Linked DNA regions of Homo sapiens: regions 2, 3, 4 and 5 are each linked to region 1. A link is a loop called in an ENCODE intact Hi-C map of the cell type or tissue named here. Cell type or tissue: K562. All regions are shown on one strand. Links, peaks and the distances in the headings refer to the core of each region. The heading gives the core; the rest is flanking DNA. Region 1 has its middle 8.7 kb from the start of LL22NC03-102D1.18. Region 2 has its middle 44 kb from the start of ZNF280B. Region 3 has its middle 11 kb from the start of GGTLC2. Region 4 overlaps RSPH14 (radial spoke head 14 homolog). Region 5 has its middle 52 kb from the start of MIR650.

Evidence for each region. A loop is a pair of places that touch in the nucleus more often than their neighbours do. Peaks named below come from ENCODE experiments on the same cell type or tissue, not always from the same donor. Only the 100,000 strongest peaks of a DNase experiment are listed, where the experiment ranks them.
Region 2: it touches region 1 in a loop (6-fold over the local background); 4 of 110 quality-filtered maps call a loop at or near these places.
Region 3: a loop joins it to region 1, with 2.4 times the contacts of the local background. A loop is called at or near these places in 2 of 110 quality-filtered maps.
Region 4: a loop joins it to region 1, with 2.4 times the contacts of the local background. A loop is called at or near these places in 2 of 110 quality-filtered maps.
Region 5: it touches region 1 in a loop (5-fold over the local background); 2 of 110 quality-filtered maps call a loop at or near these places.

The regions. Positions count from the first base shown.
Region 1 is chr22:22,717,117-22,723,565 of GRCh38, forward strand. It overlaps IGL and IGLV3-19. Among named protein-coding and RNA genes, the nearest start is that of LL22NC03-102D1.18, 8.7 kb to the left of the region's middle. In K562, for the core only: no CTCF peak of the experiment used is centred there; DNase peaks (open chromatin) are centred at 815, 3,185, 3,425, 5,065 and 3 weaker places; H3K27me3 peaks cover 1,060 bases.
Region 2 is chr22:22,461,228-22,467,676 of GRCh38, forward strand. It overlaps IGL. Among named protein-coding and RNA genes, the nearest start is that of ZNF280B, 44 kb to the right of the region's middle. In K562, for the core only: CTCF peaks have their summits at 2,109 (motif pointing left), 3,021 (motif pointing right) and 3,878; DNase peaks (open chromatin) are centred at 2,114, 2,442 and 3,034; H3K27me3 peaks cover 1,773 bases.
Region 3 is chr22:22,652,830-22,659,278 of GRCh38, forward strand. It overlaps IGL and the pseudogene LOC129026. Among named protein-coding and RNA genes, the nearest start is that of GGTLC2, 11 kb to the left of the region's middle. In K562, for the core only: no CTCF peak of the experiment used is centred there; DNase peaks (open chromatin) are centred at 3,009, 3,733 and 4,644; H3K27me3 peaks cover 2,418 bases.
Region 4 is chr22:23,117,596-23,122,595 of GRCh38, forward strand. All of the region lies in intron 4 of RSPH14 (radial spoke head 14 homolog), which reads right to left. The region is part of intron 2 of GNAZ (G protein subunit alpha z); the gene reads left to right. Among named protein-coding and RNA genes, the nearest start is that of RSPH14, 22 kb to the right of the region's middle. RefSeq lists an enhancer at 4,417-4,918. In K562, for the core only: CTCF peaks have their summits at 2,188 (motif pointing left) and 3,648; DNase peaks (open chromatin) are centred at 439, 1,617, 1,961, 3,013 and 3 weaker places; H3K27me3 peaks cover 4,809 bases.
Region 5 is chr22:22,767,433-22,773,881 of GRCh38, forward strand. It overlaps IGL and IGLV3-12. Among named protein-coding and RNA genes, the nearest start is that of MIR650, 52 kb to the right of the region's middle. RefSeq lists a silencer at 2,957-3,123. In K562, for the core only: CTCF peaks have their summits at 2,937 (motif pointing right) and 5,313; a DNase peak (open chromatin) is centred at 2,969; H3K27me3 peaks cover 1,511 bases.

The DNA.
Region 1 (6,449 bases), core at 680-5,679:
CACCTGTCCCAGTCCCCCTTGTCAAAGGCCATCCCATACCTGCACCATTTCTTATTCTTTCCTGGGGCGTCATAGGCATAGAGCACTGCCCATTCATTCTAACGCTGTAGAGTATTCTGTAGTAGGATTTTAGCCATGCAGCCTCTAATGGTTATCACCATGATTTTGATCTTACAAATCACACTGCAGCAAGCATCCCTGTGCAGACTCCTTTGAGTTCATGTGTGCATATCACCATAGGATAAATTTCCAGAAGTGGAATTGCTGGGTCAAAAGGATGTGCATTTTTAACTTTTATCCATTGTTTTCATATTCCCCTCCAGTTCTACCAGTTTACAATACCAGCCCTAAATATTGATTGGAATTCATTGGTGAAAGTGCAAGTTTGTGCCAACCTATCAGATATACAAAGTTATCTTGTTACACATTTATTTTTGATTTCTCCTATTTTGCTTGAGGTTGAGCATTTACTCAAATATTTCAGTGCTCATTATGTTTTAGGATTTGGTAAACCGTTTCTTCAATGCCTCGGTAAGAGGTATTTTAGTCTTTGCCATGCACAAGACAACGTTGGGATAATATGTATGTTCTGATACACCATCTACAACGTAATCATTAAAACATATAAAAACCACTATCAGTTCTGGGGCCATTAAAAAAATTGGTGGCAGGCCAGGGATGTCCCACAGGATGTGGTTTAACGGTCTCTGGTTTCTAGGGTTATTTGAAGTTTGAACATTGCACCCGCATATGTTCTATGTGGAGATCTCTTTGTGAGGGACACTGTAATTCACCTCCTCTAGGGGCCTGAGGTCTTTCTTTGGATAAGAACCTACCTGTACCATGTGTTTGATTGGATCTTGTGTCTGCTCAAGACAGCCCTGTGTCACAAGCTCATGACTTTCATCTTCATCCATTTGCTCTGTTTTGTGAGAGCTTCAGTATATCAGGAATAGAGATTCCTCCGAGGTGAAAAATTAGAGGCAGAGGGAGGGGCAAATGGGCAAGGAAGCTTGCACCAAGTCGGGAGTGATCCAGTGTAGGCTGAGAGAAAAAAGGTCTTAAAATCAGCCTTGTAGCTGAAACCAAAAACACACAAGATGGTTGGTGTTCTGAGCATCATTAACAAATGATAAATGAAGTTGAACTTTTAAATGTATTGCAAATTTTTATAAAGCAAGTAGATCGTTAAACTCAGAATGCAACAATGGAATAAAGAAGAGAGTTTGAGATGTTTTTAAAATTTATTTATTTATTTATTTATTTTTGAGATGGAGTCTCACTCTGTTGCCAGGCTGGAGTGCAGTGGCACAATCGCGGCTCACTGCAACATCCACCTCCCGGGTTCAAGAAATTCTCCTGCCTCAGCCTCCCAAGTAGCTGGGATTACAAGCTCTCGCCATCATGCCAGGCTAATTTTTGTATTTTTTGTAGAGACATGGTTTCACAATGTTGACCAGGATGGTGTCAATCTCCTGACCTCATGATCCACCCGTCTCGGCCTCCCAAAGTGCTGGGATTACAGGCATGAACTACCGTGCCTGGCTGAGTTTGAGATTTTAACTGTAAGTCCTCCAACTAAGTTGCCATGACAAGAACAGGGATGATGAGAGTGGAAATATGTTATCCTGCAAATTATCGTTTTATGTAAAAGAATATTTTCCCTCTTTTAGGTAAAGGAAGCATCTTCTGGAGCACCTTCTCTCTGACTATCAAAGCACCATTAAGCCACAAATAAACTGTAACATGAAGTAGGAAACAACTGCCCTTTTATATAACCATTGAGAGGTGGCTTTATATGCATACCAAAATGTTGATGCTCAATGCTAAAATTGGATTTAGTAATTTAATATGCCTACAAGAAATTAATTTTCTTTGGATTATATTATTTCTGTGTACGATTTATCTTAGTTAACTTGGAAATATTCTGCTCTAAAAACAACTCTTGTTTTTTGGGTTATATTTTCTGTATCAACTATAGCTCTTTTCCAAATGCTGTCAGAGATAGCCCATGGCTACTGATCACAAAATTCAATTTTATGGCATTTAAATTATTCTATACTCTAAATTATTTTAAAAGTGCACAGATGTGAATTTTTCACATCTGACTCAAAAATGTTGCTGATGTTGACTCACTTTTTTATTTCAATCTTATTGAAGTAGGAGTTTACTTTTCTGGAACCTGGATGATAACAGGAGACTGGAGAGGAAACCCCCCAAATTGTTTTCCTTTAAACCCTCAGGATGAATCATCCTGGATAATCACCCACACTTGATTTGGGTGATATCTAAATGAGAGTTGGGTCTTAGAGTAGGTGCTGAGTTAGTTTAGGACTTGCGCTGTTGGAATGAGTTGAATGTTTTTACAAGTGAGAAAGACATGAGTTTTTTGGAGTCCAGAGGGTGGGGGGTTATTGGCTGAATTAAGTCCCCCAAAATGTATGCATTGAAGCTGTAACACACAATATGTGACTGAAATTGTGCATAGGGTCTTTAAAGAGGTGACTAAGTGAAAATGAAAAAATTAGGGTGGATTCTTCTCAAATTGGACTGATGTCCTCCTAGGAAGAAGAAATTTGCACACACAGAAATGAGGCACCAGAGGTGAGCGTGCAGAGAAAAGACCAGGTGAGGATTCAGCAAGGAGGTAGCAACCTGCAAGCCAAGGAGAGAGTCCTCAGGGGAAACCAAACCCACTACCACCTTTATCTTGGGTTTTCCAGCTTCAGAACTGTGAGAAAATATGTTTCTGCCATTTCGGTCACTAATTCTTTCCTATCTTCTTGTGGGAGCTCTAGCAAAAACAAGAGGGACCCCAAAGACCTTGGATGAGGGAGAAGGAGGAGATGGAGCAGGGTGCAGGAGGCGGTGCAGGAAGGGGCTGGAAGGTCGGGCTCTGAGGTGCATCTCCTGGGTGGAATCTTGACTCCACTCCCTATTGTCTGGAGGACTTGGGAAAAACATTTAACCTCCTAATATTCACTCACTAATAAAGATGGGCTTGAAGCACAAGGCTCCCCATCATCCTATTCTATATTACAAAAGTCTTCTTGAGGTAACACTTGTAAAACTCTCGCTAATGCATCTGGCATGTATTATGGACTCATAAGTAGCCCTTCTGAGTGATCTAGTGATGTGCAGAAAATGGCATTCATGCTGTGTGCACCAGGGGGCACTGTGAGGTTTAGTCTGAGGCCCCTAATGAGTCCAAGCCCCTAGTAATGCTCAAGGGCGAAGAGCCTGACTGTTGCTTCCTATGAGGCCCCTTCTAGTGGGTAAATCTGAAAATGCACTTGGCCCTTCTTCTGATCTTGAGAAATTACTCAGAGAAGGCCATCAGGCTCAGGGCTCAGACAAGAACCAGGACAAATGTTTTAGGGAATGGAGAACAGATTTGCATCCACTGCTCACCAGAGCCACCTAACGACGACACAAGAATAAAGGAAGTAGATTTGCATGAAGAGACTTCCCTTCCTATGATAAGAGAGGCCTGGAGGTTCCTCCTTAGCTGTGGGCTCAGAAGCAGAGTTCTGGGGTGTCTCCACCATGGCCTGGACCCCTCTCTGGCTCACTCTCCTCACTCTTTGCATAGGTGCTGCCTCCCAGGGCTCAACCCCATATTATCATGCTAGCTGTGCCAACCTGGCCCTGAGCTTCGGCTCAACACAGGGAGTAGTGTAGGGTGTGGGACTCTAGGCGTGAAACCCTTATCCTCACCTCTTCTGTCCTCTTTTGCAGGTTCTGTGGTTTCTTCTGAGCTGACTCAGGACCCTGCTGTGTCTGTGGCCTTGGGACAGACAGTCAGGATCACATGCCAAGGAGACAGCCTCAGAAGCTATTATGCAAGCTGGTACCAGCAGAAGCCAGGACAGGCCCCTGTACTTGTCATCTATGGTAAAAACAACCGGCCCTCAGGGATCCCAGACCGATTCTCTGGCTCCAGCTCAGGAAACACAGCTTCCTTGACCATCACTGGGGCTCAGGCGGAAGATGAGGCTGACTATTACTGTAACTCCCGGGACAGCAGTGGTAACCATCTCACATTGACACAGACAGATGGGGAAGTGAGACAGAAACCCCTTCACTATCTGTGTCATCCTCTCTCTCCAGCCCCAGCAGGACTGTGAACAAAGCCATAAACAGGGCTGGCCCAGTTCACCTGCATCTGAGACCTCCAGGCTGCCTTTCCCTCCATTCCTCCAGGTAGGCTCTGCAGAAGGTGGGTCAGGATGATGTGAGGCTTGAAGGACCAGGCTGTTCTGCTGTTGTTTAGACTGAGTGTGCCTTGCCTCAAGATGACCTGAATGGAAGGACCACAAGAAGGAGATGGGCAGCTGTTGAGTGGTCATGATCCCTGGAGTTCCTCTTGTGTGGTGACTGGATCTAACACAATGCCTGTACTTTGTGGCCCAAATGCCCTGGATTATTGGTCTGAACTCCCCATGTTTAACTGAGACCCTCAAGCCCCAGCTCCATGCATCCTGATGTTCTGAACAGGAAAGTCTTTTCTAGTGAGCACTGTGGCATCCCTTGGCATCCCAGCTTCACACAGCAATTCCCCACCAAAAAATGCCTTTGAGTGCAAAGAACGGCTTCATGCAAAGATGTGCCTCCTTCAGAATGTAGTTCAGGAGCAATAACTACCTGATGCCTTAATCCCAAAGCCATATTTTAATTTAGAATGACCTTGAAATGCCTTCTAGCTGAGCAGTCAGTTGTAACACATTCCCAGTCACGCCTCCCACACTTCTTTCCTGACAGTATGTCATGAAACCCTACTGCATGGAATCCTGCCTCTTAGAGTAGGATTCCAGGGATCTCAAAAATTGTTTAGAAATGAACAAAAACAGTCTAGTTGGAAGAGTATCAAAGAGGAGGCAGTTGCACATGCAGAGAACTCTGAGGTCTGCAAATATACATGAACTGATGAGCACTTGTGTGTAAAGAAACACCTCCGAAAGAGAAAAGAACCACGCAAAGACTCTTGAGGGAACACCTCACAGAGCTCACTCCCACACACACCCACCCACGCACTCACAGACACTCACACACTACAGTCACAGAGGAAAGGCCTGACTTACAGGGCATGAGGTTGACTCATCAGAAGAGCTTTGCCTCAGTACTGGGGAAAAAGTCACCCTAGACAAAATGCTGCTCAGGTCTCAACTATGAAAGTGTAAAAGCAAACAGAAAACTCAAACTGTTTTTCTGAACAGTAAAGTAACTTTACTGAATTCAACAATAAAAGACAGAAATAGAGAATGAACTGCAAAAGAATTCTCAACCCAGCAGGAAAAATGCACAATGCCTTCATCCTGTCAATATTTCCTGCAAGGTAACCAGAAAATATATGCTATATCAAACAGAGAAGTGAATCAATCCCAAATGGCAATAAAATTGCACACATGATAGACCTTGTAGGCAAGGATATGAAAGAAATTCTTATAACTCTATTCTATTCTACTTGTTCTTGAGGATATAAGATTGAAAAATCATATTAAGTGGATACATAAAACATATAAAGACAGACGCAAGTTATACTCTTATAAATGATCCATAATATGTCTGCAATAAAAAATACACTGAATGAGACTGATTGCAGATTGGATTCTGTGAAAGAATAGATGAGTGAACTTGAAGATATGGCAATGGCAGCTATTCAAGACGAAGCACAAAAGCGTAAACAGAGTATCAGTGAGTTTTAGGACATCTTCAACTGCCTAAATTGGTATAATGAAAGTCATTAAAGGAGGTAAGATTGGACAGGGAAGAGAAAAGGCAGAAAAACAATTTAAAGGAACAATGACCAAAATTTCCCAAATTTTGTGAAAACTAGAAACCTCCTATTCCAAAAAGTTTAACATGTCCCAAAGACACACACACACACACACACACACACAGAGAGAGAGAGAGAGAGATAGAGAGAGAGAGAGAAAGAGAGAAAGGGAGAGAGAGAGATACAGGTGAACAACAAAATGACAAGAACAAATTTGGTTTTTAAAAATTTTTTTAATTTTAGTGGCTTCATAGTAGGCATATATTTTTATTGGGTACACGAGATGTTTCAAAACAGGCATGCAATGTGAAATAGCCACATTATGGAAAATTCGGTATTCATTCACTCAAGCACTTATCCTTTGTAGTATAAACTATTCAATTACACTCTTTTAGCTTTATAAAATGTACAGTTAAGTTGTTATTGACTATAGTCATCCTGTTGTGCTGTCAAATAGTAGGCCTTATTGATTATTTCTAACTAGTTTTTTCTTACCCAGTAACCATCCCCAGGTAATAGTTGATTTCTTATTAGAAGTAATGCAAGCCTAAATCAGTGGAGTTACATTTAGAAAATATTAAATGAAGAAACTTACTACCCAAAGCAATCTACAAACTCAATGCAATTCCTATCAAAATACCAATGATATTATTCACAGAAATAAAAAATCCTC
Region 2 (6,449 bases), core at 826-5,825, 260 kb before region 1:
TTCCCACACAAGATCTTTTCTTATATAAAGTTCCTTCTTTTATAACCTTCTTTCTATAGCTTAGAGTGCACCATACAACCAGTCTTCAATAAAAAGTCCTATCAAACTTAATGATAGTAAAACTTTCATGCTATATCCATAACTATTACTCCTGCTATAAGCAAAACAGCCTTGACTAAATCTTTCCTGCAATTGTTAATCCTGTTATAAGGATGATAATTAGACAAGATGTTACAGCAATTAGAATTTTACAACCAGAATTCCACATTGTGAGTGCCATAGTGTATAGTTCTATTGCAAATAGTAGTGTGACTGTAACAATTCCCACAAGACTGGCATAGTAAATAATTTCCATTGAAAACTTTACTTGCCAAGATATAACATTTCCCTTTGGGAATCTACAAGGTTACAAATGCAATTCTATGAATAATCAAAATCTCCCTGCGAATATGCATTAAAAAGAAGTTCTAATATTTGGTGGCAAATTTTTAGAGGAAGGGGTACAAATAATAAAAAGTGGCCGGGCATGGTGGCTCACACCTGCAATCCCAGCGCCTTGGGAGGCTGAGGTGGGCAGATCACGAGGTCAAGAGACTGAGACCATCCTGGCCAACATGGTGAAACCCCATCCCTACTAAAAATACAAAAAAATTTTGGGAGGCTGAGACAGGTGGATTATGAGGTCAGGAGATCGAGACCGCCTGTAGTCCCAGCTGCTCGGGAGGATGAGGCAGGAAAATGGCATGAACCTGGGAGGCAGAGCTTGCAGTGAGCTGAGATCGCGCCACTGCACTCCAGCCTGGGCGACAGAGCAAGCCTCCATCTCAAAAAAAAAAAATAAAATAAATAGCTGGGTGTGGTGGTGCATGCCTGTAATCCCAGCTACTAGGGAGGATGAGGCAGAAGAATCACTTGAACCCGGGAGGCAGAAGTTGCAGTGAGCTGAGATCATGCCATTGTACTCCAGCCTGGTGACAGAGCAAGACTCTGTCTCAAAAATAATAAATAAATAAAAAGCATCTGGTGAGGTAGGAGTGGGACTGAGTAGGATGAGTAGCCCTCACTCAGTTACTTATCTTTTATGATTTTCAGCTTAAGATCTTCTATTTCTCCACTTTGATATTCAGGACGTTCCTCTGGGCTGTCAGGGGTTGCTCCCTCAGGCATTCAGGCTTTGACTTGAGTGTGATGTATTCAGAAGTTGACACCTGTAACTTTTGCTGCCAAGGGGGTTGAAAGAGAACAGTGTAGGGCCCTTCGCAGCTTGGCTTAGGGAAGGAGAGAGAGGTGAGAGTTTTCACTAGTACCAAATTTCCTGGGTTAAATAAAGGTGGTTCTATTTCCTGGGGCTGGGCTTCTGCCAGTTGTGTCAATTTCTGTTGGAAGTGAGGTAGAGAGGTTACATGCTTAACCAATTTATAGGTTTTCTGCCTGAAAACAGTCTCTGAGCACATTGACAAATTTTATCCTTTCCTAAGTGAAAAGCTTGGTGAAGGATTTTAAGAACTTTCCATTGGCTGGAGGCTGGCAAATGGAGTTTGCCATCCTCTGGCTGTAGCCATCCTGAGAGATAAAAAGCATACCCTTGAGAAGTGGCCTATTCTGTTTCTGCAGGAAAATACTGAGGTTTAATTTCTGTTATGGAGCATTCCTAGATTAGAAGGGGGCTTGAAGTGTGTTAATGCCTTGAGGCTTCCTTGCCTTTGACTTAGCTGCCTGATTAATCTATTTCCTTTGGCTACTTTATTTGCTGCCTTTTGGTGTTCCTATAATGTATCCCTGCTATTTCTCACGGCATAAAAAGTGAAGATAATAGCCTGCTAATTTTCTGGTGATATTTTACAGGAAATCCATTAGTGGTAAGAGGATGTCTTTCCTTTTAAATGGCAGCATGAGTATGGAGAGCTAAGAAAGCATACTTGGAGTCCGTGTAAATGTTGGCTACCTTTCCCTTGCTTAATTGAAGTGTTCTCGTAAGAGCTATTAGTTCAGCTAATTAAGTGCTTGTGTCTGGGGAGAGATGTTGTTTAGAGTGACTACTGCTTATCCTGCCTTATGTATTTCTTGCTTTACCGGCTGTTAGTTAAAAGCGCCCCCTAAAGGACAGTAATCCTGCCACATTACGTGGGGTGTAAACAGTTAAGTTCTTTCCCAGGATTAATTTGGAGGCTTTTCTAACTGTAAAGCTATCATGACAATGGCTTGGAAGCATGTGTAAATAGGTCCTCCTAACTGCAACTAAGGTTGAGAAAAATATTGTACTAGAGTTTTTCCTGAGATGTTCCTTATGGTGATGCTATGAGAAGAGGGGAGGCCTGGATTAGAGAGAAGAAAAGAGAGAGATTGGCTTTAGTATTTAGAAGGACATCTACTTTCCTTCAATTTCCAGAATCACCCAGGTCCTGGCACCCTGTTAAATGTGCCACCCATGTTTGCAAGCGTGACCCTCCAAGCCATGGCACCAGAGGAACTAAGCTTGTGGGCCTAGTCGTGCTACCCCAAGCAGCTCTAGTCCTCTGCCTATGATTTCCCTTTGACTTCCTAGACTTGTGTGATCTGTGTGTCTCACCCCACCCCCACCCCCAAAAAAATAGATCTTGGCAGAAACTATATGGAAGGAAAGGCTCCTTTAATGGAGGGAATGTGCTAGATTGCCTGCTATTATGGCCTGTGCTAAAGCATTTACCCTTAGAAAAATGGTTCCAGTTAACTTCCAGACTTAAAATCTCCTTACTAATTAAGTACTGTTTTAATCGGAGAGAGAACAGGTGTCTTAAAGGAACGCGGGGACCTAATGGCGACTTTCCTGCTAATGGGACAGTATCGGGGCACAAATTCGGCTGCAGAGGAATTTTACTCCTAATAGTTAAAAGCAGAATTTTCCCGTTCACAGGAGCAGCATAAATCCTGGTTTCCAGTAGAAAGGTGCAAAAAGAAAAAAATTGAGAAGCTGCGGTGTACCGCGGAGATCAGCAATGTGTCGCATAAAGAGGATTTTATTTCCACTAGGTGGCGCTGTTGGCCTAGAAATACCATGTGCTCACCAGAGGAATTTTAGGGAGTAACCTCACTGAGGGGCAAAGGAAGACTTCTGTTCCTAGAAGATTGCAATGGCATTTTCCTGAGCTATCTCCCCAGTTACTACAGCATTTTCTGATCTTGCCTACCAGGATTACTTCCCTACGCTGTAAAAATTCCCGCACATTTGACACACAGAGAGAGTAAGAGACATAACGACCACGGATAAAAAAGGAAGAAGGTTCTGCGACAGGATAGCTAGGGATCCTTTACCAACATCCAGAGCAGGCCGTTGGAGGCTGGGTCCAGTCCCGAAACCTTTGAATAACACCAGGCTGTGCCCTGGCCAGAAATTCTCAGTTGCTTCAGAACTTTTCCCAGCCTCACGCGATGGCTAAGTTTCCCCATGAAAAGAAACTGATTTGAAGCATGACCAACATTCCCAAAGACCCGTGAGTATTGCGGGTTCTCCGTGTTCTGACCAGCAAGCCTAACACTCAAGTCTTTAGAACAACAGCCATGATAAGCGTATTTAGACGGCCAATGGATGCCCATAATTGATTTGATTTTGATTTTAAAATAGAGACCAAGAACCTCTGAATGACAGAACAGACTTTGAGTTCACTCCTCTAATCACTACGTCGATGAATGTTGTACCTTGGATTCCCAGTGAAGGCACCAGAAAGGATACGGCTCTGATGACTGGAGAAACACCAGGGTCTTTTGTCTCATTCTGAGAAAATTAGCAACATGGATGGACATATGTGGAGTGGTTTTAAGGAGTGGAAAGTTTAACAGGCAAGAGAGAAGAAAAACAGCTCCCCCATAGAGAGGGAGAAGGGCTCCGAACGGAAAACCCTACATGTGGTGGACAGCAGCTGGTTATATTGGGAGGCTGGAGGAGGCAGTGTCTGATTTGCACAGGGCCCAGGGAATGAGTTTGACCAGGTGTGTCATTCACGCAGCCTGTAAAAAAACTGGCCCTCCCACCCTAGCCTTTTAATATGAAAATTCAGGTTGCCATGATGTCCTGCACATGTGGCTTTTATGTGGAAGCTGCCGTGACACCTGGCACATGTGGTGACAAGGAGAAGAGGGCGAAAGCCACCATATTGGGTGGACCTGGCTTCTAGCCACCAGCATTTGCGTATCAATGCTTGCCAGTCTGGTTTTTCAAGCCGCTTTCTGTTAGCAAAGAAATGGTTTGGGGGTCGCTTTTTATTAAAAGAAAATTCCACCAAGAACTTTCACCCTTTCTTGCTGCCTAAAAATTATTTATTAATAACTCCTGTAGTAGCTGGAGACAAGGAGGCAGGGATGGCACTGGGAGGACCAGGGCTCTTCCTTGCTCCCCTGGCTTACTGAGCCACCTCCCTCACCCTGTGTCTCTCTCCTGACTCTCAGGGTCCTGGGCAGTCAGAACTCACTTGGTAACCTGCACAGTCTGTCTGTGGCTAAACCAGTCACCATCTCCTGCACTGGAAGCAGCAGCAATAAGGGTCTTGGGATTGTGTCCTGGTACCAACAATGAACAGGAAGTGTCCCCAAACCTCTGATCCATAGAAGCCAATATACACTTTTAGGGATGTAGGACTGATTCTCAAGCTATCAGTTTTCCAAAAAGGCCTTCCTGAGCATCTCTGGGCTCCAGGATGAGAACAAGGCTGATCACTAATGTTGGCATTAGTGATCATGTTTGTGATTTGCTATAAAATCATCCAGCGATGGAGTAAGATGATGGGTAAAAAGGGTTGAAAGATTAAACAAGATGAGTCACACTGATGATGTCAAAGCTAGCTGATGGGTGCCAAGGATTCATTAGACAACTCTCAGCATATTTATATAACTCAAAAATTTCCATAATAATCACTGCCTAAAAAAATCCATGTCTGTGATGAGAGGTATATGTCCTGCTTTTAATTGGTATGTAACCTGATTTTAACAATGTGGTATATAATCTGCTTTTAACAACGTGGACAAAATGTAAGCTTACATTCTGACTTCAAGTTGAAGCCCATCTTCTCCTAACAGGCAAAGGAGGAGCTGGGGTGGAGGCTATGAAAGGGACCGGAGCTCAGCGTTTCCCAGGACAAAGAAGTGAGTGAGGCCGGAGTCCCAGCAGAAGGACGAGGGGCTGTGAGATGGGCTATGGGAGTGTGCAGGGGCCACAACGTGCAGGTCATGCTGCTGGGGCCACAGGATTCAGGTTTTATATAAACAACAAGGAGCCACTGAAGGTGTTTAAGCCAGGGAGTGACATGCCACATCTGAATGAGAAGCATCTCTCTGAATTCCTTGAGGAGACAGTGTCTGAAGGAAGTGAGTGACCTGATTCTAGATTATTTACTAAAGCACCTTGTAAGTCTAGAAATCCAGGGGCCATTTACAATTAGCACAAGTGTAGATGTGGGCTACATTGAAGAAGTGATGGTCTCTTGTCATTCTTCACAGAACTAGAAAAAACAATCCTAAAATTCATATGGAACCAAAAAAGAGCCCACATAGCCAAAGCAAGACTAAGCAAAAAGAACAAATCTGGAGGCATCACACTACCTGATTTCAAACTATACTATAAGGTCATAGTCACTAAAACAGCATGACACTGGTATAAAAATAGGCACATAGACCAATGGAAGAGAACAGAGAATCCAGAAATAAACCCAAATACTTACAGCCAAGTGATATCCAACAAAGCAAACAAAAATATAGAGTGGGAAAATGACACCCTATTCAACAAATGGCGCTGGGATAATTGGCAAGCTAGATGTAGGAGAATGAAACTGGATCCTCATCTCTCACCTTATACAAAAATCAACTCAAGATGGATCAAGGACTTAAATATAAAATCTGAAACTATAAAACTTATAGAAAATAACATCAGAAAAACTCTTCTAGACATTGGCTTAGGCAAGGATTTCATGACCAAGAACCCAAAAGCATATGCAACAAAAACAAAGTTCAATAGGTGGAACTTAATTAAACTAAAGAGCTAAAGAAAAAAAAGAGCTTAATTAAACTAAAGAGCTAAAGAACTAAAGAAATCAAAATAATCACTTATAGAATGATGAAATCGGTGTCTGGGAATCAGAACATGGATGTGTGAATACAGACAGTGACTGGTGAGCTGCATGGCAAAAGGAACATCAGCAGAGTAAACAGACAACCTACAGAGTGGGGAAAATTCTTCACATTCTATACATCTGACAAAGGACTGATATATCCAGAATCTACAAAGAACTCAAACAAACTAGAAAGAAAAAAAAAACTCATCAAAAAGTGGGCTAAAGGCATGAGTAGATAATTCTCAAAAGATGATATACAAATGGCCAAGAAACATATGAAAAAATGCTCAACATCACTAATGATCAGGGAAATTCAAATCAAAACCACAATGAGATACCACCTTACCACCTGCAAGAATGGCCATAATT
Region 3 (6,449 bases), core at 884-5,883, 64 kb before region 1:
TGTGTGTGTGTGCGCGCACGTGCACTGGCCCAGGAAGCAGGAGCCGTGTGTGTGGGCTTCAGCACCTGCAGGACTTGAGCGCAAGGAGACAGCCTCAGGGCCCTTGCACAGAACAGGTGGCAGGGTGTGCCCGTGGGGCAGATGGGGACTTGGGGACAATGGTGGTGTGTGAGTCCATACCTGGCTCCAGGATTCAGGAGGCCCATTTGCATATCCCAGGTGGGAACCTGTCTGGCCCCGGCTGACCCTGCTGGCCGGTGCAGGCCCCTTCAGTGAGGCCAATTCTCCAAGGCTGCGGTCTTCTCCCAGGGTCATGGGTGAAGGGGTTTGGAGGCTCCCTGCGTGGGTACTGGCCTGCTGGGGTACACACAATGCTGCCATAGCCAGTCTGCCCCTACACCCAGCCCGGGGCCACATCTCAGGTCTCTCAGTCCTGAGGAGCCCGGTGCCCCACCCCTCACATCCTCTCTCCCTGAGTCAGGGCCTGGGTCTCGTGAGCTGAGTGACTGATACTTGGTGTCCTGGATGAGGGCGTGGTGGAGAGGGGCCACAGCGGGTGTTTCCTGACCCTCTTCCAGGAAGGTGCTGCTGCCGCTGCAGGGAGGACACATACAGGATGCCCCTTCCTGCCCCCTGCCTCCCATTGGGCCCACAAAAGCCAGGGCAAGCCTCCCCTCCCTGCCAGCCACCTGGTCTGCTTCCCAGAAATTCTGTCTTGCAGGCTGTTGGGAGGATCCCAGTACTTTGTAAACTAAAGCAAGGGAGGAGTGGCCGTTCTCTCTCTTTGCTCATTCATTCACCTTTTCATTCATTCCTTCTTCCCTCCATTCCCCCATCTGTCCATCCTTCCCTGCCCTGATTGCTCATGCCACCCCCCCTCCAGCCCCTCCTGACCTGGTCCTTTGGTTTCTCTTCAGGGCTTTCTGTCTCCTCCCACAGGGCTGAGAATGGCAGCTCAGGGACAAGTGGGGGCTGGGGACTGCTTAGTCTCCCCAGTGGCTCTCAGGGGATTTGAGGGTTTGACGCCAGCTGCCACCCCAGGCTGTGCCCCTCCTCTGCTCAGGAGGACATGCAGAGATGCGACACCCACTTAAACTCGAAGTTGCAAAGATGCAAATGAGACTGGGGTCTCAGGCACCAGAGACCACCCATGGGCACGTGGCTTTTGGGAGTGGGGACCTGCTGCCACAGATCTCTGAAGAGTCTGGACCTGCTGGGTCTCCCCGAGTGACTGTCTGGGGGTCTCCATAGCATGCCCTGCTGTGTGCGCGACGGTCACTGGTTGGGTAGGGGTCTCTACTCTAAAGCTCCCTCTGCCGGCATCCCCTCGAACTCTCCCTTGGTGAAGAGAGGATGTGGTTTTCCCCCAGTGTTTTATCAAACAACTCTCTCCACTTCCTGTTTTAAGAAGCTGGGAGTGGAAGAGAGCCTGGGGCTGGCCCCAGCTGCTGCTGCGAAACAGGGGTCACTGGACGCTGGGACCCTGGCCGGGCTGGCTGGAGGCCTCAGGAAGAGGCCTGCTACAGTGTCATCCTGGCCAAGATTCCTCCCTGCAGAGGACCCTGGCCACACTGCCACAGGGTCTGCTGGGGCCACCAGAAGCCCATGCTCCTGCCTCCATCTCTCCCCTTTGTGCTCACCTCTCACCAGGAGGCCCTCCCAGAGTTCAGTCTCCTGCTTTTCTTTTTTTTTTTTTTTGAGATGGTGTCTCGCTCTGTCACCAGGCTGGAGTGCAGTGGTGCGACCTCAGCTCACTGCAACCTCTGCTTCGTTGGTTCAAATGATTCTCCTGCCTCAGCCTCCTGAGTAGCTGGGACTACAGGTGCCAGCCACCACGCCCAGCTAATTTTTGTATTTTTAGTAGAGACGGGGTTTCACCATGTTGGCCAGGATGGTCTCTATCTCTTGATTCGCCCGCCTTGGCCTCCCAAAGTGCTGGCATTACAGGAGTGAGTCATGGCACCCGGCCTCATCTCCTACTCTTTCAGCACCAGGTTTTATTCTTGGGATTCTGCTACAGCCGCAGCCCCTGGGTGCGAGCTCCTAAGCTTTCTGCGAGTGTGGACCCAGCACCGTGCCTAGTAGACATACAAAAGGAACATGGTGACAGTGAGGTCTGTCATCTCCAGCATAATGACTCTTTTGATCCTTGTAAAAAAGGTGATTTTTGGCTGGGTGTGGTGGCTCACACCTGTAATCCCAGCACTTTGGGAGGCTGAGGGGGGTGGCTCACTTGAAGTCAGGAGTTGGAGACCAGCCTGGGCAACATGGTGAAACCACGTTCTCCTGGGTGTCCAGGTGGTCCAAGACCCCATGACTATATCATGACAGGAAAGAGAGAGTTAATAAATCTGAGGGCATAAAATGTGAACATATACTGTTTCCATCCCACATGAAGGCACATGTGTCTGAGCCTACTCTCTGGGAGGAATAGAGATCTCAGTTTCCACATCAGGGTTGCATTCTATGCACCTGCAGCCATGTTATTCTGCTGTAGCAGATGCTACACTTGGCACCGACATTGCAGATGGGACCATGACCTTACTGGAGTTGTAGAAATCTACTTTCACCTTCCAGAATCCATTTAATGTTTATAGGAGCTAGTCCAAGAAATTAGATGGAAATAAAGTCCTGCTACAACCTGAGAATCTTTAGGCCTTTAAAGGTAACACTATTACATGCAACTCCCAATGAAGGGTGAAGCATGATTATTATTTACCTTTTTTGATGGGGTGAAATGGGGAGAGAGTCGGAATTCATCACATACATAAAAGGCAGGTCGTATAAATGTTAGTGTTTGTGAGTCACAAGGTCTGTCTTGCAGCGACTCAGATCTGCACTTGTGGCATGAAAGCAGCCATTGACTGAACATAAATGAAGGGATATGGGTTTGTTTAATGAAACTTTATGTACAAACGTAGGTAGTCACTATGGTTTGCTGACCCCAGCTTTTCCATTGCCCCATGGAACTTTCTTTGGGATGCCTTTTTGCAGTGGGTTCTAGGTGAGAAAAATTGGCTCGGATCTGGATGCTGAAGTTGAGACTGGTGCTGTCATGTGGCTACTGCCCTCGTCCATCCTGGGTGACTTCTGACTGTTGTGATGAGCAGGGCCCTTTGTGGCTGCCTAGCTCCTGGTGCCAAGAATGATGAACCCTCTGCATTGCCCTCTGCAAGGCAGACCACAGGACAGCCACCCTGAATTGCTCGTTCTCACTGTGTCCACCTTGCCTAAGATGGTTGGGCACATTCACTGGCTGGTTAATTCCAGATAGTGTTATCTCATTAATGCCAGGCAGTACCTTCTAGAAGAGGCTCCTACCATCTGCACTAGACTATGGAGCTTCTCCGGGGTGCTAGTGCTCTGTCACCTGAATATGCTTCAGGGATTTGCTAAACAGAATGTCCTTCAGGCCCTCCCATAGAACACAGGGAAACATTTTGTTTTCCCTTGTGTGACTGCAAAAGGGAAAACAAAAATAAGCCTGGGAAAGGGTGATTTAGGACTTTGATGATGTCGAGGCTGGGAACTCCCATCAGAGTTTCTATATATGATGGGGAGGGGCCAATTTTTTGAAAGTCAGCATTGACTGGCCATTGGACACAGGTGGCCCTACATTGACTCTCTCTTGCCCAGGACCTCTCCTCAAAAAGTCTCAGGTGATTCAGCCCCACAGCAGCAGGGGCACGACACCTTCTGTCCTGAAGGCTGATAACCGGTGATGTGGACAGCTGCCATTCACTCTGGGGAAGATGCTGCCTAATTCCACACCCACCGCCTGCATGTCTAGTGAGAGCCTGCCTATTCCTATGGGGACACCCCAAAATTAGCTCCACCAAGAAGCCTCCTCCACCTCCATTCTCCACAGAAGACACTCATCTTATATGCTTGGCTACAGGTCCTGTTTGCTCTGCTATTATCCCTATCACCTGTCCCTGTCTGTTCAATTGTCTCACATGAGCAGAGAGACGATGTCTCATTCAGCCTTATTTCCCATGGGTATTAATAAATATTCATTGAGTCAATTAAAAATTCATGTAATAACCTATCAATGCATGTCTCTGTGTGAGGTAAAGAAAGCATCCTGATTGTAAATATAACTCTCATGTTAAAAGCTGGGAGCAGTGGCTCATACCTGTAATACCAGCACTTTGGGAGGCTGAGGAGGGTGAATTACCTGAAGTCAGGAGTTTGAGACCAGCCTGATCAATATGGTGAAACCCCATCTCTACTAAAAATACAAAAATTAGCAGGGCATGGTGGCGTGTGCTTGTAATCCCAGCTACTCGGGAGGCTGAAACAGGAGAATCACTTGAACCTGGGAGGCGAAGGTTGCAGTGAACCGAGATCATGCCACTGCACTCCTGCCTGGGTAACAGAGCAAGACTCCGTCTCAAAACAAACAAACAAAAGCATTCTTACAGATTATCTTGGCTTTTATTCCTTTATTCTACCAATAAGTTGTTAGCCTCTCTTATGTGCCATTTGTTACAAAAAATCAGCTGTCATTTTTATGGAGACTGAGAAGTCCCCTGATCTGTCCATTGTAAGCTGAAGACCCAGTAGGGCCGGTTTTATGGATTAGTCCAAGCCCCAAGGCTTGAGAACCAGGGGAGCCACTGGTCTAAGACTCAGTCCAAGGGAAGGAGAGGATCAAGGTCCCACTCATGCAGTCACACACAAAGGAGGAATTCTCCCTGCTGGTGCCTTTTGTTGTATCCACGCCTTCAGTAGATTTGATGATGCCAACCACACAGAGGAGGGCAAAGTACTAACTTAGTCCAGGCATTCAAACATGAATCTCATCTGGAAACACCCTCATAGACACACTCAGAAATAGTGTTCAATCTGGGCACCTCATGGCCTAGTCCATTTGACCCATAAAACTTACCATTACTATCATTAAAATGGCATACGTTATGTATATTTTGTTACCATAAAAAATTTACATTCTGAAAATAAAGTACAGTGTCTTAGCTCATTTGTGCTGCTACAACAGAATACTTGAGGTTGAGTGATTTACAAAGAACAGACAGTTATTTCTCACAGTTGTGGAGGCTGGGCAGTCCAAGATCCTGGTGAGGGCTTTTATACTGCATTCTCATGTGGCAAAGGCAGAAGGGCTGGAGAAAGCTAAAGGCTGCATGAAGCCTCTTTCCTAAGGGCCTTAATCCTCTCAAGAGTGAGGAGCTGTCATGCCCTAATTGCCTCTTAAAGGCCATCTCTTTTAACACTACCACACTGGCAACATCTGAATTTTGGAGAGGACACATTCAAACTATAGTAGCAAGTTTAATTTGGAAATAATTCTACTCAAAAAAGCATTAGAATTGAGTAATGAAACCCTGTATATCCCCTCCCTGGATGCAACAATGGGGTACGTTGAGTCCAATCCAGGGAGCATTCTCGCTTCCTCTCTCTACTCCATCTTAAAAAATTAACAATAATTTTCTGTCCACTCCATAATCCCATTTCACCAATTGCCCAAAATACCTACAGTAGTTATTTAATTATGTTTACTAACAGAATCCTCAAGATTCCAACCCTTATATTTGATTTTTACTTCTCTCTGATCGATCTGGCATTTATCGACGAAGATTCCATCAAACCCTGGGCTTATGAAAAATTTTGCAAAAATTCCACAGATAGGAAAGTGTTCATTGTGTGCAGCAGAAAAATGTTCATCATGCAGAGTGGAAACATGTTTATGTGTGGCAAGCAATGGTAAAGTGAGTCCTGCATTTTAAAATGAAAGGACAGTAGATGGAAATTAGAGGTCACACTGTGAAATAATGAATTCTGTTAAAGGCAACAACATAGGTTAGTATAAAAGGCAGCATTATGGTATTTTTGGTTAGTAACTTCTCTTTGGAAACCTATCACAAGCAGAGAGACTGAATCCATAATTAAAACCTTCCAGCCAAAGAAAGTCCAGGACCAGATGGCCTCCATGTTTTTTATATCAGCCATTTAAAGAATTAGCATCAATTCTTATCAAACTCTGAAAAACTAGAAGAGGAAGAAACTATTCCTAACGAGCCCAACATGACCCTGACCGAAGTCAGTTAAAGACCCTACAAGATGTGACAACTAAAGACCAATATACCTCGTGAATATAGGTGCAAACATCCTCAAAATGTGTGCCAGCAACATGAATCCAACAGCATATTCAAAAGATTATGTCATATAACTAAGTGAGATTAATATCAGGAATGTAAGGAGGGTTCAATATAAGAAAATGAATCAATGGAATATACAACATTAATAGCTCAAGAGAGAAAATACATATTCCAAATAACATAGAACAACAAAATCCAACACCTTCTCTAAATGAAAAAAAAAAAGCACCCAGAAAACTAGAAGTAGAAGGAAACAACCTCTGTGTGATAAAAGGCGTTTGTAAAAATCCCACAACAAACTTCATACTCAATAATGGAAGACCGAAAGCT
Region 4 (5,000 bases), core at 1-5,000, 400 kb after region 1:
AGTGGGTGTGGCGTGGAGAGGGCCCACTGGGGTGCCAGTGGTAGCCACAGGGCAAGGCCCAGCAGCTTGGGGTTCTTCCCGTGTCAGCACCTTTGTGCCTTCTCACAACAGTCCCAGCATTGTACAGATGAGGAAACTGAGGCCCAGAGAAAGGAAATGACTTGTCCAAGGTGCAGCATGCACCGGCAGTGAGTAAACCCCAGACCCTGTGTTCATGGCCAGGGACATCTGCCCCTTTGTGTCACCAGGAGAACCTTGGTGGAGAATCAGGAGTGAGAGGCCTCACCACCCCCACAACTAACCAGGCGCAGGCTCCTCTCCACTCCCTACCTTGCCCCGGCCGCTGACCTGGGAATGTCCTTCCAGGTGCCGGACCTGGTCTGGCCAGCAGTCTGGCAGCCACGTTCAGGGGAAATACCCCAGACCCGCAGGCCAGCAAGCTGGAAGCCCCTTAGGGATGGGCTGTCAGCTCCCCTGCTGTAGTGAGAAAGCCACGGCCTGGGGCAGAGTCCCTTCCACAATGGCAAGTCTATTTGGACCTGTCTGAGCAGGAGCTCTCTTCTCACAAATGGCCAGGAAATGACTTCCACACCACCCCAGGGACTGCATCCAGCTGCCTGGTGGCTGAAGGCCTGGTTACAAATCACCTCACCATTCCCCGACGCCAAGCAGTGAGATTCCCACCATTGCACAAGCTTCTCACAGGAACTGTCTGCTCCGTGTTATTTATATAAATAAATGTGCAGACAAACCCCAGCCTCCTAGAAGGCGCCATCTTGCTGGTAAGCAGGCCCTGGAGAGAGCAGGATGGGCACTGGAGCCCTGGGCTGGCATCACAGCAGTGAATGGTGGTGTGTTTCTGCCTCCCTCTTCCCCGCCCCGCCCCACCCCCCGCGGCTGCCTTGGCAGCCATAGAGGTGAAGGCAAGGAGGGCTTCTTGCCAGAACAGGACACTGTGGCAGTTGGAAAATACCAGGCTCTCAACTGCACCCTGGGGAGTCAGCCCCTCTTGAGGCCTTGGGCCCCATATGTGAAGTGAGGAGCCCTCCCCCTTGCCATGGGGTCATGGTTGGCAGAGGCAGCTCCTCTGAATCCAGGGTCTGTCAGGCTGATGGAGGAAGTCACTGCAGGACAAGGGGGTGATGCACTACCATGGGGCAGGGCCACATGACTCCAAAGCTGCATCCAGCTCTACCCCAGTGGCCCACAGGTGGGCTGCAGCAGGACAATGTTTAACCCTGCCAGGCCAGGGAGGGCAAAACCCCATGCAGGCCAGGCCAGGCCAGGAAGGAGAACAGAGCCACATCCACCAAGGGCAGGAGGACCCAGGGGAGCCCACAAAGGCCAGATGGGTGCAGGAGGCACAGCCAGTCATGTTTTGCAGGGTGAGCAGAGCATGGACAGGTCAGAGGGCTATGAGGCCAGGCCCTGGAGGCCAGCAGAAGGCATGCTGGGGCTTCTTGCTTCCCATATGCATGCTTGAGTCACAGTTTCCAGAGCTACAGCTTCAAATAGACGGCTCTGTTTTCAGTGGTGGTGATTTGAGTGTCAGGATGCCGCTTTGCCCACCTGTCTGCACTCCAGGCTGCAAGAGTGCAGGCACCGCTGTGACACAGGCTCCCGAGGTCACCAGGCAAGCACCAGGGCCCAGGCTGGGCACTAGGTCAGAGGACAAGACTGGGCTTCTGGCCTGGCAACACCTTTCCCCACTGCCTCCTCTGCAGTTGATCTTTCAGACCCAAATATGAGGCTCTTCTCTAGGTTTGGCCTCCTCTCATCAACTTCAGCTGGTCAGGGTCCTGACTTTGTAACCGTCTGTGGTTCTTCAGCCTCCCGCTCTGTCTTGTCCCCCATCTCTGAGAGCTGCAGGCCTCTGGTCTAGGAACAAACCCACGATGCAGCTCCTGCCTCACTTGCTGGTCCATCAGCACCACACTGCCAGCACCACACTGTCCCATGCTGGGCCCTCTGACCTTCTTTATAGCCTTCCTGTTCTATAAAGATTACAGGATGGGCACCCACCATCTCCTAAGCTTCACCTCCTACTAGGGTGGAGCCCATGTGCAGTGAAGGCTCAGCCTGCGTCAGGGACGCTGGGATGGAGTGAGGCGGCAAGCTCAGGTGCTTCCCACGCTCTGAAGCTTCCTGTCTGAGCCCGGAAGTGAGGTATGTGGTTGGTGCCTCCTGCAGGCTTTCCTGACTCCTGCCAGACAGGGCCCAGCCAAGAAACAAGACCAGGAAACCAGGCGTCTACACAGAGATTTTGTTATTATTTGAGGCCCATCATCTCCTCGGTGCCCACTAAATATTAGTCAGTGTGGTTCCCATGGTTTGTCTCAAGGAATAGAGGAAACCAGGAAGCCTGAGCCTGAAATGCCTGCAAAGCAAGGGGAGTCCTGGGCACAAGCAGGGGCCTGAGCTGAGGGAAGGGCCCACACTCGGGAGATGTTTGTCTGTCCTGATGAGGCTGCCGCAGTGGCGGAATCCTGATAAGAGTGTACTGTGAGGCACCGTGCCCACCTCCAGCTGCCTTGTGAGATAAGTACCTGAGTTTCCATGACCTCTAAGTCAGGAACAGGAGGCTCAAAGAGGTGTCCAGGGTCCCCAAGGTCCACTGAGAGGCATCAGCAGGGAAGCAGTTTAGACACCATGGAAGGGGCTCCTAGTGCATTGGGACAGCTTGACTCACCCCAGGACTCACGGGGGCCACAGTCAGGAGTGTTTCATGGCGTTGGACAAGAAGAGTGGCTGCCTTGGCCTTGGAGAGAGGGGGTCCACGTGGTCTATCGGCCCCTCCCACTGCTGCCAGCTGAGCTCTCCCTACACACAGGTGCCCTGCAGAGGACCAGTCTGGTTTAGATCTGAGGCTTCAGATGACCAGTACACGTGAACTGTTTCCGCATCAGTGAGGTGGCCCTCCTGCTCCTCCTCTTACCTAAATTCCACTGCCTGCCCAGGAGGTGATGGGCTAAGCTGGGTATTAAAACCATCTCAACTGTCATCCCCAAGTGACCCATCAGGGCTCAGAGAGGCAGACCCAGGCCTAGCACCCACTCTGTGCTTGTCCCCTCACCCTTGAACCCCCAGGTCCATACCCTGCTGGTGGCCAGATCACGCCCTTCCCAACCCCGGAGGAAGCCCCCTACCCCAAAAGGACCCTGCCATCCCTGCCTGGCTCTATTCCTGCAGCCCCAGGACTCCCACCTCAAGCTCCATCACCTGGCATGAGAGCTGATGTGGACTCAGGGCGCGCTCAGCAAGTGTTTGCTCAGTAAATTAATAATACGTGCTAATGGTCATATCTGTTATTTAACTGATGCAAAATTTGGGGTCAGAAGCATAGCCCCCAATTACAGCATCATTTCTATGAGAAATGACAGCTCTGTTACCACAGTCCTCTATGATGTGGCTTCCAGGAATCCATTAGAGCTAATTACTCCCTCAGCAGAATGTGACATTCCTAGACCACCACTTATCTCACATTTGGGAATGTGCAGCCAGGTTCACTGCGGAGGCGCTGGCTCCTCTCTGCTCTGCTGGGGATGAGATCTTGTGTGTTGCTTGTCTCTGCAGAAAGGCCAGCACCCCCATCCCCAGACCTGAGGCTGCTCACTCCTCAGGACTCCTGTTATTCCGAAGCTCATTCTAAAGAAAGAGCAAGATTGGTTTGGAAAAACAGTCTTCCAGGTGGAGTGCAGGGTTCCAGGGTAATGACGGGTACCTCTGGGTATCCTTCCTTTCTCTGCACAGATGCTGCCAGAGCTGTTCCTCAGAGAACTCAGGGGCTCTGGAGAGCAGGGTTTCTATGCAGCATCCTCCTGGGCACCCCTGCCCTCAGGCAGCCTCCTTTGGGCCCACCCTGTAGGAGCAGCAAGCCAGAGCACCTGGTTGTGGGGCTTGGAGCACATATCCTGCCTCTCTGTGCCTCAGTTTCTTCATCTGTAAAACAGGAGTGGGCAGATGTGAGAACAGACTGGCAGCTCGTGTCCAGCTGTGGTTACCAGCGTCATTGTCACTGCAGTCATTGGTGATGCTGTTGCTTCGTGCCTGAGTCATCACTACCAGCTGCAGTTACCACTTGCATTACCACGGTCACTGGTGATGTAGTCTAGTCAGAAAAGTTCCTTTTTTTTTTTTTTTTTTTGAGACAGAGTCTCGCTGCGTCGCCCAGACTGGAGTGCAGTGGCATGATCTCGGCTCACTGCAACCTCCACCTCCCGGGTTCAAGTGATTCTCCTGCCCCAGCCTCCCAAGGAGCTGGGATTACAGGTGTCTGCCACCATGCCCAGCTAATTTTGTTGTTGTTGTTTTATTTTTAGTAGAGATGAAGTTTCACTGTGTTGGCCAGGCTGGTCTTGAACTCCTGACCTTGTGATCCACCTGCCTCAGCCTCCTAAAGTGCTGGGATTACAGGTGTGAGCCACGGCGCCTGGCCAGAAAAGTTCTTAAATCCAAAGCATCAGATCTAAGCCAGATTGGTTCCAGATTTTTGATATTTTGCTCATTGAGTTTATCTTAGAAGCAGGGGTAGCTTTTGCCAGCAGCAAATTCCAGGTAGTTACTCCTTTTAGAAGTTAGAATTTATTCATTTTGCAGGGAAGTGGTGAACTGGGGAGTCAGACAAGAGCATCATGCTTCTTAAAAGCCCAGACCCCTGGCTATAACACATCGAAGATTCTCAGAAGAGAATTGAGGAGCGGACAGGCGCCACACTCCGTTGTGGTCACTGCCTCTTCCTGGCCCACCACACTCCTGTCCTCTGCATGTACTGAGAGCTCTGTCCAGGATGCCAGGGTCCTGCCTCGGCAGAGAGGCGGTGCCAGATGCCCCACAGCAGCTGGTGGGAGTGCCCACAGCTGGAGGGCAGGGGAGGAGCCTGGCCTCTGGCTGGTGTTTCCTTCCCAGCTCTCAAGAACTGGAGACTTTGGTTACAGAAGTGAAGGCTGCTCCCTCACAGACTTCCTAGTGTCCGATGGTACCACATGGAAGGATCAGAGTTT
Region 5 (6,449 bases), core at 756-5,755, 50 kb after region 1:
CAGGGGTGAGCAGGGCAGAAGCCACCTTGGTCAGTGGGAAGGAAACGTGCTCAGCTCACATCTGACCCAGAATGACTCAGTCACACCCGTGCAGGGTCACCTGCATGTGAGCATCATCTATTTGCTCCATGAGAAAATACCTTGTGTGACTCTTGGGTAAAATCATACCGTAGGTGACATTTCTCTGGCTATTGCTTCAGCCAATGTTTTTCAAAATTCACTGTAGGACACTTACATAAGGTAAGCATGTCAGGTGTGGGATGTGTTGAATAGGAAAAGCACAGGCTTCCTGTATCAATGTTCATGGCTTGTATTCATGGCCATAACTCGTGGAAATGGAAAAAAAAAAAAAACAGAAAAGAAAATGATACCCTGCTCAAAAAAGCACTGAGAAATACCATTGTAGTAATATATCTTCAACTTATAAGTTGAGCTAATTGAACATTAACTTAGATAGATCATTTTTATGGGGGGATTCCTAAACCTAAAACATTGTATTAAAAATTTTGTCAGGTTAAAAGATCATTAAAAGGCCAATGTTTGATTAAAATCTGGAGTCTTTTACTTTGGGCTGCAATCAGCCAATGAGTGCATGGAGTTGGCTGCCCTCCCAGACCCTGACTGGCTCCACGTCGAGGTAGAGCAGCGCTCCCGACAGGCAGCTGGAGGAACTGACGAGGGGAAGCTGTTTGCATCAGGGCCTCAAAAATTTGGCTCAGGATTTTCCCACGTCCCCTCCCCAAGCCCAAGCTGGTCCCAGGACACTCAGAAGAGCTCATCATTATGGGTCTAAAACTTCTCTGATCTCGCTCTTCTTTCTTCCTTCCCCAGAGACCTTGGAATTGTCAGTCCCTCTCACAGGCCCTTCCTTTCCTTGTCAAGTGCACTCCCTGAATTATCTGCTCCTGGGTCAGCAATTCTCTAGAACTTCAGGGAAAGCAGTGCTGGGTCACCCACATGGGGCCCCAGAAAGCTGGCTAAGGACCAGACACACAGGCAGCAGGCTAGGTCCCCACAGGGCTGCATGGTTGGCATCGGGTAGAGGGGAGGGACCAGGAACCACTCGCTGAGTGTCCGTAGGGCCAGGTGAACTAGGGAAGGGCTGGAACCTGGTCAAAGAATTGTGTACTAAGCACCACTTTCTCTGTTCTATATGCTACAACTCAACTTTCTCTCTCTCTCTCTTCTCTAATTAACAATGATATCCTGTCTGGTCCAAGGTCACACATTTCCAGTGTTGCAGGAATGTCTGTTGAATCTGCTAATTTGTTGCTGGGAAGAATACTCAAATTTCTCATGCTCATATTTGATTGTCAACTGTCTCCAGCCAGCATTTCTAAACCAGGATCCTTTGACAAGACTTGTGAAGAATTTTGTAAAAAGTAGCCCCCAGGATGTCAGTGTTCACTGTTGGCAGCAGGACTGTTTCCACGCAGTAGGGCTACTGCAAGCCACACCTGTCCCCACACAGTAGCATCTTCCTGGAGGTCAAGAGTGATTTTGTTTGCTATGCTGCCCCAGATCACCTAATTTATTACCTGTGAATTTCACACACTACACATCCTGCCTGTCCCCAAATTCTTCACTTATGGGCAAATGTCACATCTGACCTGAACTGGTTTACATCCCAGATCCCCTTCAGGCTTCCCACTGTCCTTTCAGATCCTCACACACCCAAGACCCTTCTCCGCAGGGCACAGACACAGCTCCCTGCACACGCTTCCATCACTTGTCTCTTCACTCCTTCCTCAAAGGAACTCCACAGACTCTTCTTCAGGGAGGCCTTCTCCAATCACTGAAGCTACAGCAGCCAGCCAGTCAGCTTCTGTCAGAACTTTCAATGATTAGCTGCATAGAGCTTACAATTACACATTTGTTTTTTCTATCGTTATCTTTTGACTGATTTATTTCTATTAATCATTGCATTATCAGTCAGAAATGCTTTTTCACTACAAGAACACATGTGGCAGGAACCAGGGAGCTTCCAATTTTCTTCCACAAAAATAAGTCTGCACGTGCTTGGTGGTTGTTTTCCAGATGCTCTCCAGTTCCATAGGAAGCTCAAATATTTCTACCTCTCCATTCCCTTTCAATGAGATGTTGACTTTGTTTTCATTGTTGTTGATGTAAGACCTCAGCATGGCTGCTGCAGCTCCAGCTATCACACCCAAGTTCAAGAGAAAAAGCAAAGCACAAACCCAATCTAGTCCTTCCTTCATAAGAGGAAAAGTTTCCTGAGAAGAATCTCAGCCATCTGACTCTTACATCCTATGGACCAACGCTGGGCTACATGGTCACTGCTGGCTAGAAGAAACTGGAAATTTGCCTGACTTTCAAGTGAATAGAGGGGATGACACACAAGTAGAAGGTGGTAGGGAGTATCTGCTGGGTCTGTAAACCCAATCTGCCTACTGCACTGATCCAGCAACAGGACAGGAAACTCCTCAGAGCAAGGACTGTGTCTTCCTCATGCTGAATTCCTAAAATGCATTCTTGCCAGGACAGAGTGGGTCAGGGTGAATATTTGTTGGGTGAATGAGCTTCTGTCTCTGTTGTATTGCAGGAGTCACCACCAGTGCACATTGGCCCTGTATTTGTATCCAGAACCAATCAAAGCCACCCCTGAGTCCTGCATCTCTCAGTACCAAGCTCCAGTCCCCCTTCAAGACCACCCACCACACAGACGTGCAGGGAGCCTCAGGAGGGCACTGTCACCTCCTTCTCCACATGTGAGTGTTTGTATTTCCATCAGGAATCTGAGCACCTCGTGCCCAGGTTTGAGGCAGGAAGGGGCCACAAACAGAAGAGAAATTTCTTCTCTGAAGTCAACAGTCCATGAATCAAGGAATCAGGGACCTGAGCAGCAGATTCTGAAGCTACACCTGAACCCAGGAGGCCCCTGAGCCTCCAGCTGACAGTGTAGAGTGGCCACCTGGGGGCAGCAGAGAGTAACCTGGCAAAAATCCCTGGAAAGGGGGTGGAGCTGGGCATCAGGGAGATGCTGACATGCAGGGAGGGTCAGTGACCATGACCTGAGACCTGGAGGGAAAGAGGTTCCTCTTTTCTTAGAATATTTGTCATTGACACTGATGTTTAAATTCTTCTGACCTCCTGTCTCTCAGATTTGACTCTTGGAAATGGTGCTTATTTTTCTGATACAGATTCAGACAATTTGCCTCTTCTCATTGCCCTGGCCCCCATCTCACTGTCACACATGCCATTCCATTCTGTAGTCACGCGTGTCCCACCTCCCTGCCCTTTTCTCTGGTAGCTCGTCCTGCAGACACAGGGGCTTCTCCTTCCCTGGCCACTCCTCCACGTCCACTGTCCCCAGTCTTTCCCAACACTGTCCTGGGGAACCTGCCAAATCACAGCTCTTGATTTCCTTATGAGGCACAAAATACTTGCTCCTTAATCTTTTGTTGACTTAAGTTTTTATCCATTGATATATTTTCCCAGCAAGTGAAGACAACTTAGTTATAATAAACATTCACCTCCAGGGTCTTGGAGTTTGCAGCCCCCTCTCATTCTCTCACAAAGCCAACATTTCCTTCACCTCCTGATGTGTCCCTGGCCCTGACAGCACCCTGGGGATACTGAGGCACAGCACCTATGACCTGGCATTAGAACTCACAGCCAAGTAGAAACTTATCACATCCCATGGATCTTCCAAAACTCTGTGTGCACTTGGCAACCAAGAATTGCATTCTCCTCTAGCACTGAGGGGCTGTGCCCTGGGGTGGGGCCTGTACTGGTGCAAGGCTTGTGCTGTCCCCTGTAGAGTGGGAAGTAAAAGGTCCCTGCATTGGGTTCTGGATTGTGTCTTCAAAATGAATTTAGGCCTATACCAAACATCTCATGTCTGACATAAAATATTTATGACCAGGACATTTCTAGAGAAGCAGAAGAAAGTTAACCACCTCCCTCCTGAGCCAGGATGGAATGGAGGAGGGGACTGTGGACCCCAGATAATTCCCCCATCACCACTGTGACTCTGGTAACCTCTTGAACAGGGCCAACCACTATCCCATAGGAAGGACTTTATATCCCCTAGAAAATACAGAGAAACTCAGCTCTGAGTTTTTCCATGACCAACTCAGCCCAGGGGCAAAAGTGGGCACAATCTGGGTAAAGATGTGAACTCAGACCATGGGACCAGTGGGTGGAGGAGAATCCCATGGGCTGAGGGGGTGGGCAAGCAGTGGTCACCCCTTTTCTCTCTCTCTCTGTGTCCCTTGGGACTGAGCCCTTCTCTGGAAACCACAAAGCTCCTCCAGCAGCAACCCCTGACTCTGCTGGTTTGCATCATGGGCTGTTCTCTCCAGCAAGGGGATAAGAGAGGTCTGGGAGGAACCTGCCTAGCCTGGGCCTCAGGAAGCAGCATCAGCAGTGCCTCAGCCATGGCCTGGACCCCTCTCCTCCTCAGCCTCCTCGCTCACTGCACAGGTGCTCTGCCCAGGGTATCACCAACCTGCCCATCCCCAGGGCTCTGGGTCCAGTGTGGCCATGACTATGAGCTCAGGAGGGCCCTGCCTGTGGTGGGCAGGATGCTCATGACCCTGCTGCAGGGTGAGGGACTGGCGGAGCTGAAGTCCCCTCAAACTCTGCTCAGAGGCTTGTGAGAGCCTGAGGGGCTGCACCTGCCAGGAGAGAGTACTGGGTTTTCAGTTCAAAGGCTCCATGCAGAGGGAAAGTCCATGGGCCACTGGGGCTAGGGCTGATTGCAGGGGATACCCTGAGGGTTCACAGACTCTCTGAAGCTTTTCCAGGACAGCAGGGCAGGGGATTTCATACGGATCTTTTACCTAAAAGCCATCCTCTCCTTTTTTTTTTTTTTTAATCTTTGCAGGCTCTGCGACCTCCTATGAGCTGACTCAGCCACACTCAGTGTCAGTGGCCACAGCACAGATGGCCAGGATCACCTGTGGGGGAAACAACATTGGAAGTAAAGCTGTGCACTGGTACCAGCAAAAGCCAGGCCAGGACCCTGTGCTGGTCATCTATAGCGATAGCAACCGGCCCTCAGGGATCCCTGAGCGATTCTCTGGCTCCAACCCAGGGAACACCGCCACCCTAACCATCAGCAGGATCGAGGCTGGGGATGAGGCTGACTATTACTGTCAGGTGTGGGACAGTAGTAGTGATCATCCCACGGTGACACAGGCAGATGGGGAAGTGAGACAAAAACACCCTCCCAGCCTCGGTCACCCTCTTGCTCCAGCCCCGGGAGGCCTATGGATAGAGCCATGAGTGAATCTGGTCCAGTTCACCTGGATCTGAGCCTCCCAGGCCGCCCTTCCCTCCAGCCCCCTCCAGGAGTCTCTATAGAGCATACATCAGGCATACACATGGCCTGGAAGGACCAGAATCATCTAATGACTTGGGGCTGTCGTGTGAGTTAGAGAATGAGGGCCTGGGTGGAAAGACAGACAGAAGCAACCTCTGTCCTCTGTCTTACCCCTGGATGGTAATGGGGTGGGGATGAGGCCAGTCCTTAGACCAGCTATCTGGCTCAGTCCCCAGAACCAACCCTGCTGAGGTCCTGGCCCCCAGGCTGTGTGGCAGTCTGTGATTCCCAACAGACCAAACCAGAGGAGGGGACACTGTGAAGTCTGCCCAGGTCCCCTCTTCAATGTGACCCACCTAGCACTGCTGAGAAGCCCAGCAGCTCAGAGCTGTGCCCACAATGGGAAGCGCTGTTGGTTGCAGAAAGCTTCCTCAAGTTTATGTCCTTTCTCAGATGGTTTTGGTTTAATCAACCAAGATCTCAAGTCCCTGCCTTAATGTAAGATGCCACTGAATGAAGGGCCTCCCAGCTCCAGAGCTCCCTGTGTGGACGGACACCTGAGGCCTCAGTGGCAACCCCATTATGAGTCAGGGTCTCCTTCTGCCCACTGTTGCCTCCCTCACTCTCTTCCAAATCTTCTGTGCATGGAAATCATTGCAGTCACCTTCCAGGGAACCCCATCTAAGATGGCCAGCTGTCCCCAACATGGGCTGTCAGCGACCCGAGGAGTCCACTATCCACTGAAAATTCTGGTTTCTGTCCTAAATTTTCAGAGTACATGTTCAAATGGCCAATCTGATGGTTCCTTGAATTTTTATGGAATGAAAAGGGAGCCTGACATGCTCTAGGTTGAGAGATAGTTGGAGTCAGATCTCCCTGCAGGGAAACCTGGGGCAGGCAGAGCATCCTCGCCCCACGCAGGGACCACAGATGCACCCACAGGGTGAGCTGCAGGATGGACACTGCCCATCTCCGCCTTCCACATCTTCTCCAAATGTCACCCCTTTCTACAACCCCAACCCAAATCATTGATCTCCAGAAAAATAACAGTAACAATAGCCATGAAAATCTATGTAATTCATCTCATAATTTCATGTTAACATGTGAAAATGATAGTATTTTGCTTTATTGACATAAATAAAATATACTATTTATCCAATTT